2 separate regions of the Homo sapiens genome follow, and region 2 is linked to region 1. Evidence: chromatin contacts called from ENCODE Hi-C or POLR2A ChIA-PET data. All regions are on one chromosome and are shown on one strand. The core of a region is the stretch at or near the end of the contact, and the rest is flanking DNA. Distances in the headings are between cores, read along the strand shown. Region 1 overlaps COL15A1 (collagen type XV alpha 1 chain). Region 2 has its middle 27 kb from the start of TGFBR1.

What was found. Hi-C counts contacts between places; a loop is a spot of excess contacts on that map. ChIA-PET counts read pairs that join two places held with the same protein, here RNA polymerase II (POLR2A). Pooled maps may share reads with other maps.
Region 2: a loop to region 1 is called in a map of K562, with 6 times the contacts of the local background. The contact joins two enhancer-like sites. A Hi-C loop is called at or near these places in 3 of 168 maps with a recorded cell type or tissue (K562, OCI-LY7 and posterior vena cava) and 3 of 50 pooled maps. POLR2A ChIA-PET finds 5 or more read pairs at or near these places in 8 of 52 experiments (CD4-positive, alpha-beta T cell, GM12878, K562 and 5 more).

The regions. Positions count from the first base shown.
Region 1 is chr9:98,997,460-99,002,773 of GRCh38, reverse strand. COL15A1 (collagen type XV alpha 1 chain) reads right to left here. Exons shown (of 42, transcript NM_001855.5): 7 at 1,823-1,935. Among named protein-coding and RNA genes, the nearest start is that of COL15A1-AS1, 55 kb to the right of the region's middle. RefSeq lists enhancers at 2,969-3,724, 3,725-4,481. Within about 2 kb of position 3,738, at least 17 of the 41 ENCODE cell types and tissues checked have a DNase peak (open chromatin) inside an H3K27ac peak, as active enhancers do.
Region 2 is chr9:99,075,406-99,080,761 of GRCh38, reverse strand. No RefSeq gene overlaps it. Among named protein-coding and RNA genes, the nearest start is that of TGFBR1, 27 kb to the left of the region's middle. RefSeq lists a cis regulatory region at 4,920-5,356. Within about 2 kb of position 4,006, at least 9 of the 41 ENCODE cell types and tissues checked have a DNase peak (open chromatin) inside an H3K27ac peak, as active enhancers do.

The DNA.
Region 1 (5,314 bases), core at 2,489-4,988:
AGGAATGTAGAGTGCAGCATTTCCCAAAGTCATTTGACCACAGAGCCCCTTTTTCATAAAATATATTAAATCCTTGCAGAATTACTGTCTCAAAAAACAGTTAGAGGAAAGTTGAGGTCCCAGGATGTTAAAATGAGACTCTTTCTAACTCAGCGTCAGCTAAAGCCCCAAAGGGCAAGTGCAATTTCACAGGCATCAGGTAATCTCCCCATGCTAAAACAAGGAAATGGCACCCGTTCTACCAGCTCCTGCCCATCTCCTACCTCTAGGCTGTGTAAGAAACCATACAGGACTCATTTTGGGGTTGAGTGCCTGGAGAGCAAGAATTCCTTTGGAAAGAATTTTCAGTGTACTGCGGTTCTTCTCCTCCCCTCTACTCACTCCAAACCATTTGGTGAGCTGGGTATGTATTTCCTGGAATTTGGGAGGCTCAGGGACTGGTGTCTGATTTTCTCCAGGGAGACAAAAGGTGAAAGGAGGGAGCCCTTTAGATTCAGAGTTGGGAGAGAGGGACAAAGGAAGAGAGGGGAAGGGGAGAGGAGAGGAGGGGGAGGTGAGGGAGAAAGAGAAAAGGAGGGAAGTGGGAAGAGGAGGGGAGGGGAGAAAAGGGGAGAGGAGAGGAGAGGAGAGGAAGGGAGGGAATAAAAGGAGAGAGGAGGGAAGGAGGAGGTGAGAGGGAAAGGGGAGAGGAGGGGAGGGGGATGGAGAAGGGAGGGGTATTTGTCCTGCAGTTGTTTTGCTGGAGATAGACAAGATAAAATCTCTCCAAAGGGAGCTGGCTGAAATGGGCTGTACTCAAAGAGCCACGCAGAAGATCTGGGCAACCTGTATGGGGTGGAAGCCCGGGCAGAAGTTACAAGGCAAACTATGGAATTTTGATCCTAGGTCCCCTGCAGGAAGACCTCCCAGGAACCACAAAAGCCCCCATAAGAGAGAGTTCCAACAATCAGGCATCTTCCACACCAAAAGCCCAGATCACAATTTGACCAGCCAAGTACAACTGTGTCCATTTCTCCAGGTGGGCCAGCCCCTGCAGATGTTAAAAATAGCTCTAGAGGATGGGGAGATCATGAGGATAAGGAGGAGAGAGAAGTAAGAAAATAGAGAGGAAACCCCTAACCATGCTTCCCTTTCCTGGCAGTTTCCTAGTCTACAGTAGGCCTGAGTATAGAAGGGGGGAAACTGTGTTTGTAATTTTGTTGAATTTTTGATATTATGCTGGGCTTGACTTTTAAATATCTGTGAAAATTGACTGTTACCAGATAGTGACTGAGAGAGCTGTGAGAACTGTCTTAAGTTTTCATCCCAGGAGAAGGGAAGGAATGAGCTGGCGTTGTGGGTTTTCAGCAGGGGCCATTGTGAGAAAACTATTTATGCTTTAATTTTGCACCCTAGGGAGCCCAGCATTTCAAAAACTGGCTTTGCAGGTGTAAAAGCCAATTACCAAACAATAGCATGAACACACCTGCAGTTAATCTGATTCTGTCTTGAAGGGGACTCAAAGGGCTGATAAAGCTATGTGCCTTCACAACTGAGCAGGAGGGCGGGGTTGCATTGGTGAGGCCTGGACGCTCGCTCATCACAGGCAAGTGTGAGGACAAGCTTGCACTGCATATCCCCCACCAGTCCTGTGCATCCCTGGAGAGCCTCTGTGGCCCTGGGACTCTGACCTCCTCTGTACCATGAGGACAGAAGCAATCTTGATGCTATTCAACCAAAACCCTTGTGGTTCTCTCTGGTGCTCAGTAAAATCATCACCAAGTTTGAAATAAGCAAACAAGCCTACTACTGACTAATCAAATGAAATTTACCATCTACTCACCTTTTCTTCAGCAATGTCAAGGAAGGCCCCAGCCCCTGAGCCGCTGTCAGTAATGGGGTCACCATCCACAGAATGAACCCCCTCCAGTGTGTCATTCAGGATCTCACCAGACCCTACAGGAAGCAGGCATTCTGCTATCAATAACTACATTTTGCAGTCTTGGAAAAGAATGAGGTATCTCTTCACCAGCTAACTTGGAAAGATGTTCAGATACCATGACACAGGGTCAAGAGGGGGAAAAAACAAGTTGCAGAACAACATACATGGCAAAGCATGTGTGGTTTCCATTCCAGGCTCTGGCACCACCTGCAGGCAAGTCGCTCAACTTCTGCCTCAAGTTCCTTATCTAGAAATGGGGAATTACAATAATTCCTACCTCATAGGGTTGTTTTGAGTACTGTGTGTCACAAGGACTAAGTAAGTTAATGCAAATAAAGCATTGAGGACAGCCCCTGGCATATAGTAAGCAATTGATAAATGTTCATTGTTGATATGGTTTTACGTGTGTAAAATAGAAAAAAAAAGTATGAGTATAGATATCGTATCATTATTATATATATAACATATTCATGTTATGTAATAATGATTATGACATACATAATATATACATATATGTATATGTATATGTATATGTATGTGCTTATATATTTATATACTTGGCTAAACCACAGTGTTTAGTACTGATATTTTCCAGAAGATAGGAGTGTAAGAAGAGGAAACTATTATTTTTCTGGTTTATACAACTGAGCATTAATTTAATTGTTCCCACATGCATATATTTCTTTTGCAATTTAAAAAGCAGCCCGGAATCCCAGCACTTTGGGAGGCCGAGGTGGGCAGATCACTTGAGGTCAGGAGTTCAAGACCAGCCTGGCCAACATGGTGAAACCCCATCTCTACTAAAAATACAAAAATTAGCCAGGTGTGATTCCACATGCCTGTAACCCCAGCTACTTGGGAGGCCAAGGCAGGAGAATCACTTGAACCCAGGAGGCAGAGGTTGCAGTGGGCAGAGGTTGTAGTAAGCTGAGATTGTGCCACTGCACTCCAGCCTGGGTGACAGAGTGAGATTCCATCTCAAAAAAAAAAAAAAACGCAAATGGATTTTTGAAGCAAAGAAAACTTATTCATTGGCCGGGCATGGTGGCTCATGCCTGTAATCCCAGTATTTTGGGAGGCCAAGGCAGGAGGATCATTTGAGCTCAGGAGTTCATGACCAGTCTTGGCAACATAGCGAGACCCCATCTCTACTAAAAATAAAAAAAAATAGCCAGGCATTGTGGCATGTGGCTGTAGACCCAGCTGCTCAGGAGCCTAAGGAGGGAGCTCATGCCTGGGAGGTCAAGGCTGCAGTGAGCCATGATTGTGCCACTGTGCTCCAGCCTGGGTGACAGAGCAAGACCCTGTCTAAAAAAAAAAAAAAAGAAGAAGAAGAAGAAGAAAAAGAAGTTGTACTACCATGACTGCACGCCTGTTATGGCTGGGCCCATGCCAAGATTGTCCCATGCACTCCCTCCAGCAACCCTCCTGCTGGCCCACCTGTCCTGCCCACCGGGACCCCTCCCACCACCTTCCTGCAGGTGGGCAGATCCTGGTTGGGGATCCCACTATCACCCCATGACAGGTGTGACCTGCCGGATCCACACATCAATACCTCAGTATTATTAACCCTGGGAATGAGACTGAGACTGGGAAGGGCCCTGAAGCCAGGTCAGCCTGTCCCCGGGCCAGGCCCTTCCCACACACGCTGTGCTCACGCAGGTCCCATGGTCACAATAACTCTGGAAGAGGTGCCAAATCCTCCAAAGGACTCTGCCCCCCTCCCCACCCACTCCTGTCCCATCCTGTGATGGAAGAGTGGCCAGCACGGGTCGAGCACTCTCGTCTTCCCTGCTCTGACCACCAGGGGGTGCCGTGCAAGCAGCCGATTGCCTGTCCTCCAAGGACTGACCCCTGGGAAGAAGGAGGTGGGGTGGCCCCTTCCACGGGTCACGATGGTGTCAGGGAAGCTCTGAATGCAAATATTAGGGGCTTTGCTTAGCCAGGGCTTTCTCCCACCATCCGGGCTGTCTACACATCAAGAAGAAAAGGACACTTTGGCTAGCTCCATTGCTTTCAACTGACCTTTTGTCTGCTAGATAAGGAGTGTGGCTGATCCCGGGAACAGGCGAGCTGCGTTGGGATCAGAGCCCAGTCCCCACGTGGACCTCATCTTCTCAGTCTAGGAAAGCCCTCGCCCCAGCCCCTTCACCTTAACCCCTTGCTGAGAGATCCTAATTCCACCCCTGAGAAAAGCATTCGCAATTCAGAAGCCACTTCCACAACTGCGGCCAGATTCAGCCCTCTCATCCACCCAGCATCGGGGATTGTTCATGCTCCCAGAGGACGGCTAAGGAATCTGAAGCTTGGAAACTGATCAGCAACTTGCCCCAGGCCGACAGCAAATAGGGGGCTAGGCAGGGCCTCCTTCCAAGCTGTCTGACTCTCCCCAGCGGGCAGTATTTCCACAGCAACACCCTGCCTCCTTGGCTCTGTCATGACGTTATTAAATTATCCTACAATTTTTTCTCTCCAGTTCTCTATACTTTCTCTGACCCACAGACTCCCCAAATTTAGTTGTTAAAATAACACTCATTAACTGATGGCAGAAGCAAAAAGAATAGTGATATGTATTATTGTAGAAGACTTGTATTAATAAAATACGGAAGTACAATAAAAAAAGTAAAAACCATCCATAATCCTACCACTCAGAGATAACTGCTTATAACATTTTGATGAATATTACGTCTAATATGTGATGTATCTAATACACACACATCGCTCTACATAGCTATATGTAAATAGATATAAATAACATATATTCAAAATTAGGGTCATAGACATAATTTTGGAATTTGCTTTTTTGGTGGAATATACCACGAGCATGTCCCTGGGTCATTAAATCTTCTGTATCACCAGTGTCAGGGCTGTATGTATGAATGAAATAGAATTTGGCCGACCAATCCCTACTGTGGGCAGTTTGGGTTATTTTTGTTCCTAAGAACAGTGCTGCCAGGAATGATCTTGTACTTACATCTTCAGTCTGAAGTGACGGCCCCTCTGAGAAATGACAGAAACCACAAGCGATCTCAGGGCTTGGGCATATGCCAAGCTAGTGCCTGGGGGATAGTGTTTGACGCCTGGGCTTTTACCAGTGCTCCTCTGCACAGGTAGGGGGACAAGAGGCAGGGGCCAGAGCCCTGGATGGGCAGCCAGGGGACCAGCTCTTCTCCTAGGGACTGCTGCTGCCTTGCTGGGTAACTGGCCCCTCTCTGGCCATCAGTTTCTCACTTGTGCCACACAGGAGTTTAGCTGATCCTCTGAGAGTTGGGGAGTTTGTGGCAAAAGTCAGAATGGGTGGGGACTCTGGACTTAGCTCTTCCAAGTGTTGGTTTTTCCACCTATAAAATAGTGGCTAGTGCTACTGAGTAGGCGGTATGCTGTCGGTGTTGG
Region 2 (5,356 bases), core at 2,757-5,256, 78 kb before region 1:
CTGTTACTATTTCTTTCTTCTGTAGCATTCTCCTTTCTTTCAGGAACTGTTTCTGTCCCACCCATGAAACTATCTAAGAATGCAAAATTTGGGGAGGTGAGCAGATTTTCCATAGTCTTTTTTTTTTTTTTGAGGCGGAGTCTCGCTCTGTCACCCAGGCTGGAGTGCAATGGCGCTATCTCTGCTCACTGCAAGCTCCGCCTCCCAGGTTCACGCCATTCTCCTGCCTCAGCCTCCCGAGTAGCTGGGTCTACAGGCGCCCGCCACCACGTCCAGCTAATTATTTTTTTTTAGTATTTTTAGTAGAGACGGGGTTTCACCGTGTTAGCCAGGATGGTCTCGATCTCCGGACCTCGTGATCCACCCACCTCGGCCTCCCAAAGTGCTGGGATTACAGGCGTGAGCCACCGTGCCCGGCCTCCATAGTCTTTTAAATTTCATTTGTGTTTAGTAAGCAATTCAGACATTTTCTTTATTTTTTTTTGCATTGGTTTTTGTCATTACATTTTCATAGCACATTATCTATTATATCTATATTTTAAAATTCATATTAGTAAACTGTATAAGTCTCCTTTAATTTTTAAAATATCTTCTGTGTCAGTGGTTTCTAGCTTTTTCATTACAGTTTCCTATATGTGTGTTTTTCTCTCTTTTGCCAGAAGTCTGCTTCTCAGACTTGCCAGAGGTTTCCTTATTTTTTGTTTTCAAATAACCAAATTTATCTCTTTTTAAAGTTTATCAGGTTTACTGTGTTTTATACACTTTGGTTAATTCATTTTTGCTTTTTCTCTTGCTGACAGAGGATCAAATATGTTAAAACATGTCATATCTACTGTCGTTGCTCTAACGGGAGCCAAAAAGCAATATAGAACTATGTGGAAGATGGGGCTATGATTGAAACTGATGATGAGGAGTGGGAAGGCTGGACTGCTAAGTGGGATTGTAGTTGTTGCCTCTTGTGTCTGTGTCACACTCATTTAGCCCATCTCTGATTTCATTCATACCTGTGATAGACTGTCTGACTCACCTTCTGCTGCTGGTGCTCTACCTCAATACTCATACCTCTTGTCTTTCTTCATTCTGTGCTAGGGCCTTCTCCTAATGCCAGGAAGCTTTCCAGGCTGGCCCAGCTCAGAAGTGCCGAGGAACTCATACCCTATGGGCAACCCTCAACCAATGCACAATGTTGGCCAATGAACAAATGCTCCATCCTCCTCTCCACTGGGTAGACACTTGTGGGAAATATTCTGCATACTTCTCAGAGGTCCTGGTGGAACTGAGCTCTTGTTGCTGACAATAGTGACCTCACAGTGTGTCTGTTGATGGACTTTTCCTCTTTCTCTGTTTTACTCTCCCTATCTCCTTGCTCCTACTTCCTGGGATCGCCTGCACTAAGTCCTTGTCTCGGGCTCTGCTTTGCGGGACACCAAAACACTCATCACCACAGTCCGGGAAATGTTTGAGGTGAACACAGAATAGAATTAATTGTAGAACTTCTAAGCCGGCTTCTCTCCTGCTTGGGGAGATGTCTTGAAGAAAACTACAGTGCATAGATGAACAGAAAATGCTGTGCTATTTAAGAGCTGTAACACTGAGACCAGGCAGTTTTACTGTGGGCATCTTAAACAAGCGCAGCGCTGTGAGAAGAGGCAAACATTCTTGAACTACAAGAAAGCACTGTGGAATCGATTGGCAGAGAACTGTATCAGTGGCAGCTGACATGGTTTGGGGGACAGGACCACCAGAACATCTCTTCAAGATCACCATGACTTCAGCGGAGTGCCCCAAAACACCAGCTGGGCAGTTACTGCCAATGGAGTGTTGACACCAGGGAAGTGAATCTAGCCACAGGGGACATCCTGGAATTCCCTTCTCCCAGGAGGTACCCACAGATAAACAATGAGCTGAACTAATTCCTGGGCAAATAGAAGCAAGCCTAGAATATTTGAAGGAATAATTTTTGAAGAATATTTGAGAGAGAAGAAGATGACTTTGTGCTAATTTTGTACCTAGGGCATCAGCCCTGTAATTTAAGTTTTAGAAGAAACACAAACCTGTTTTATCATCACAGTTGGGTAAAGTCTGGAATGTATTTTACAACCACGTTATTGACAATTATTCGGCTCAACATTTCCGAAAATTCAGTCAGTTGTCTATCACCTACACTACAATGTATCATTTGTACTATTACTTACCTAATACTTTCCTTTCAACCAGCCCACTTTTTAAAACTTAAATACTTACTTTATATTAAATACAAATAAATATGAAATTATGGATTTAGTATCTACCTATATTTTCCTAACAACTATTGAAATAAATATATAACTGTTACAGTAAAAACCATCTCAATCCATATGTGGTAAAAATACTACACGTTGGGAAAATTGATTTGGATATAACCGTAAGTGATCTTGACTTTGTTTCTCATTAGATTTCTATCATCACATCCTCTGCTTTGTGAAATACTAATTCCTGGTTAATTTCCATTTGGTTATAATCCTTCCACAAAGTCTGTTTTTCAGAAAAGGCACCTGGATGCTATAATTTTGAGTTTTGACACTTCTGAAAATGTCTCTCTTTGTTCCCATACATGAAAGTTTGGTTGGCTGTGAAATTTTAATATAATTCTTAATCCACGGGATTATTTATACTTTACCCCATTGTCTTCTAATTTTCAATATTGCAAATAAGAACTCCAATGCCAATCTGAATTGCTCTCTATATAGAAGTGTGTAGGATTTTACATCGTTACTGAAATGCATAAACTTTACCAGAAATGTACACAGGTGGATATTTTGCAACAATTCTGCCCAGGACTCAGTGAATCATTTCAATCTACAGATTATGCTCCTTCTTTAGCTCAGGAAATTTTCTTTCATTTATTTATTTATTTATTTATATTTATATTTTGATGGGGATAGTGTCTCATTATGTTGCTCCGCTGGTCTTGAACTTCCAGGCTTAAGAGATCCTCCTGCCTCAGCCTCCCAAGTAGCTGGGACTACAGGCTCCAGCCACCGCACCAAACTTCTTTTGTTCACTGGTACTTCTCTTCCATCTAATATTCTCTTTTATTCTGTGACTCCTGTTATATAAATATTGAAACATTATGTCTATCTCCTTCCCTCATCTTTTATTTCATGAATTTATCTTTTTGTCTGTGTCCTTTGAGCAATTATATTAATTCTTTTGATCTAACAATTCATTAAATCAGGTTTCAGTAGCATATATGCTGTAGTTCTATTTTATTCTGGTGATACAGTCGTTCTTTTATTTTCAAGGACTGTTTCTTATTCTCCCAGTATTTCATTTCATGCTTCTTTTACTCTCTGAAATTTTACTGAGAATACCAATTTGCTTTCTTTTCCTTGTTTCCAGTGGAGTTGGATGAAAATACAAATTTGAATCTTTAAAAGTTATCTCCTGTTTTCTGTAATCATTCTTTCGAAACAGAAGCCATTGGCTCTGATTAACTGTTGATTCCCTTTTGGAGGCTGCTAGATCTCCTCAAATGATTAATTGGTGTTTGTTGTTCTGTACTGATGTTCATAAATATGAAAGCCCACATTGAAAGGACTGATAGGTCTTCTGGGTGCTGTCAGCAACTGCACAAGTCTCTATGAGCTTCCCCCCAGCCTTTTCCCAGCTTATTTCTGTTTCAGCCTCTACTGGCACTTTCCTGTGGCTATCAGCCTCAGGAGGGACTCGAAGACAGGCCCTGCCTTTGCTGCTGTGGTTATAGGATAGCCAATCATAGCAGGTTTCTATCTTCCAGAAAGTCCTCAAAGTTTCTGCCAGGTTGAGATAGTTCTTCCTTTTTTAACAAGGGGTTGCAGGTCTTTTTTTGTTTGTTTTTTGTTTTTTCTCTGTTGTTTTTATCATTTCAGTAAGGTTTGAGGAAAGTATTGTAAGCTCAAAGTGTTATCTTGAAGTAAACCTTGTGTGACTTCCTGCTAGATTGGGCCTGATACTGCAGTCTCTGGGGTGCCCCGCCCATAAACCCCCAAGTTCCCACTGCCAGCATCCACGTGTCTGCCTGAGAGCATTCTGTGGCAGCTGAGCCCACTCTGTCGTGTGCAGCAGGCCAGAAGTACTGGAATCTCATCCAGTGCCTCGCCCTCCTGTTTTTCAAAGACTGAGAGGGGTTGGTGTATGAAGACCATAACATCCTTGTCCCTTTGGTTGGAAACTCTGAGGTGCCAGACTGCACGGGCTCCCAGAACCCTTAAGAGGACAGTGTGATCTAGTCACTCACAGTGAGAACTAGATGCACCCTTTAAAATCTTCCTTCCCATCCCTGTCTCATTTCTCTGCTCTCTTACCTTGTTTCTTGGGATCGCCTTGCAGAGAAATTAATGAATCCTCCTCTAAAGGGAAACTCAAATCAAAACACTAAGTATGACAGGCTTTCTAGAAAGCTCTCTCCCCTGGTGTGGAGAATGAACTGGAGGAGATGGAACTGTAGAGGCCAGGAGATGTGAGCAACAGTCCTAGGGAAGATAAGAAAAGAGCCAGCACCACATTGCCTCAAGGGAAGACCACCACGTGCAACGCTTTGAAAGGCCGAGGCAGGAGAATTTTGTGAGGCCAGGAGTTCAAGACCAGCCTGAGCAACATTGCAAGACCTTGTCTCTACAAACATATATATGTACTAAACATACATATATTAGTACATATGCATATATATATATATGTATATGTACTAAAAATTAGCCAGGCCTGGTGGCACACACCTGTAGTCCTAGCTACTCAGGAGGCTGAGGTGGGAGAATCACTTGAGCCCAGGAATTAAGGCTGCAATGAGCCATGATCACACCACTGTATTCTACCCTGGGTTAAAGAGTGAGATCCTGTCTCAAAAAAAAAAAAAAAAAAAAATCAAAGTAGTCATCATAAAAATATCCCAACTCTGCAGAGCTTCCTAGCACTTATTTTATGGTTTATTGTTGTTATTTTTATTACTAAGGAGACACTTAGTCAATATCGTTGAATAAATAAAAGATTCCTAGGCTCCTGGCTGGATGGTGGAGCCACTCACTAAGAGAAGGACCAGAGGAAAAGGCACAAGTTTGGAAGGAGAGGAGAGGGAGGCAATTTCCTCCCACAAACATATCAGATAACAGGGTGCTCTGGGTCCTTCTTGGAACTCAGGGCCCCCAGCAGGCTCATGCAGGGGGATGATGAGATGACTAAACAGTCGCTGTGGCATGTGTGCCTGTCTATCAGAAGGAATTCAGCCCTCTTGTCAGCAGCCGCTAATGAGCCAGATGATAACATTTTACTTGTTGGATTATGAAGGGCAGGAGCAGAGGGCCAGGATAGTCCAGACATTCGGGGTCGTGGGACAACGGAT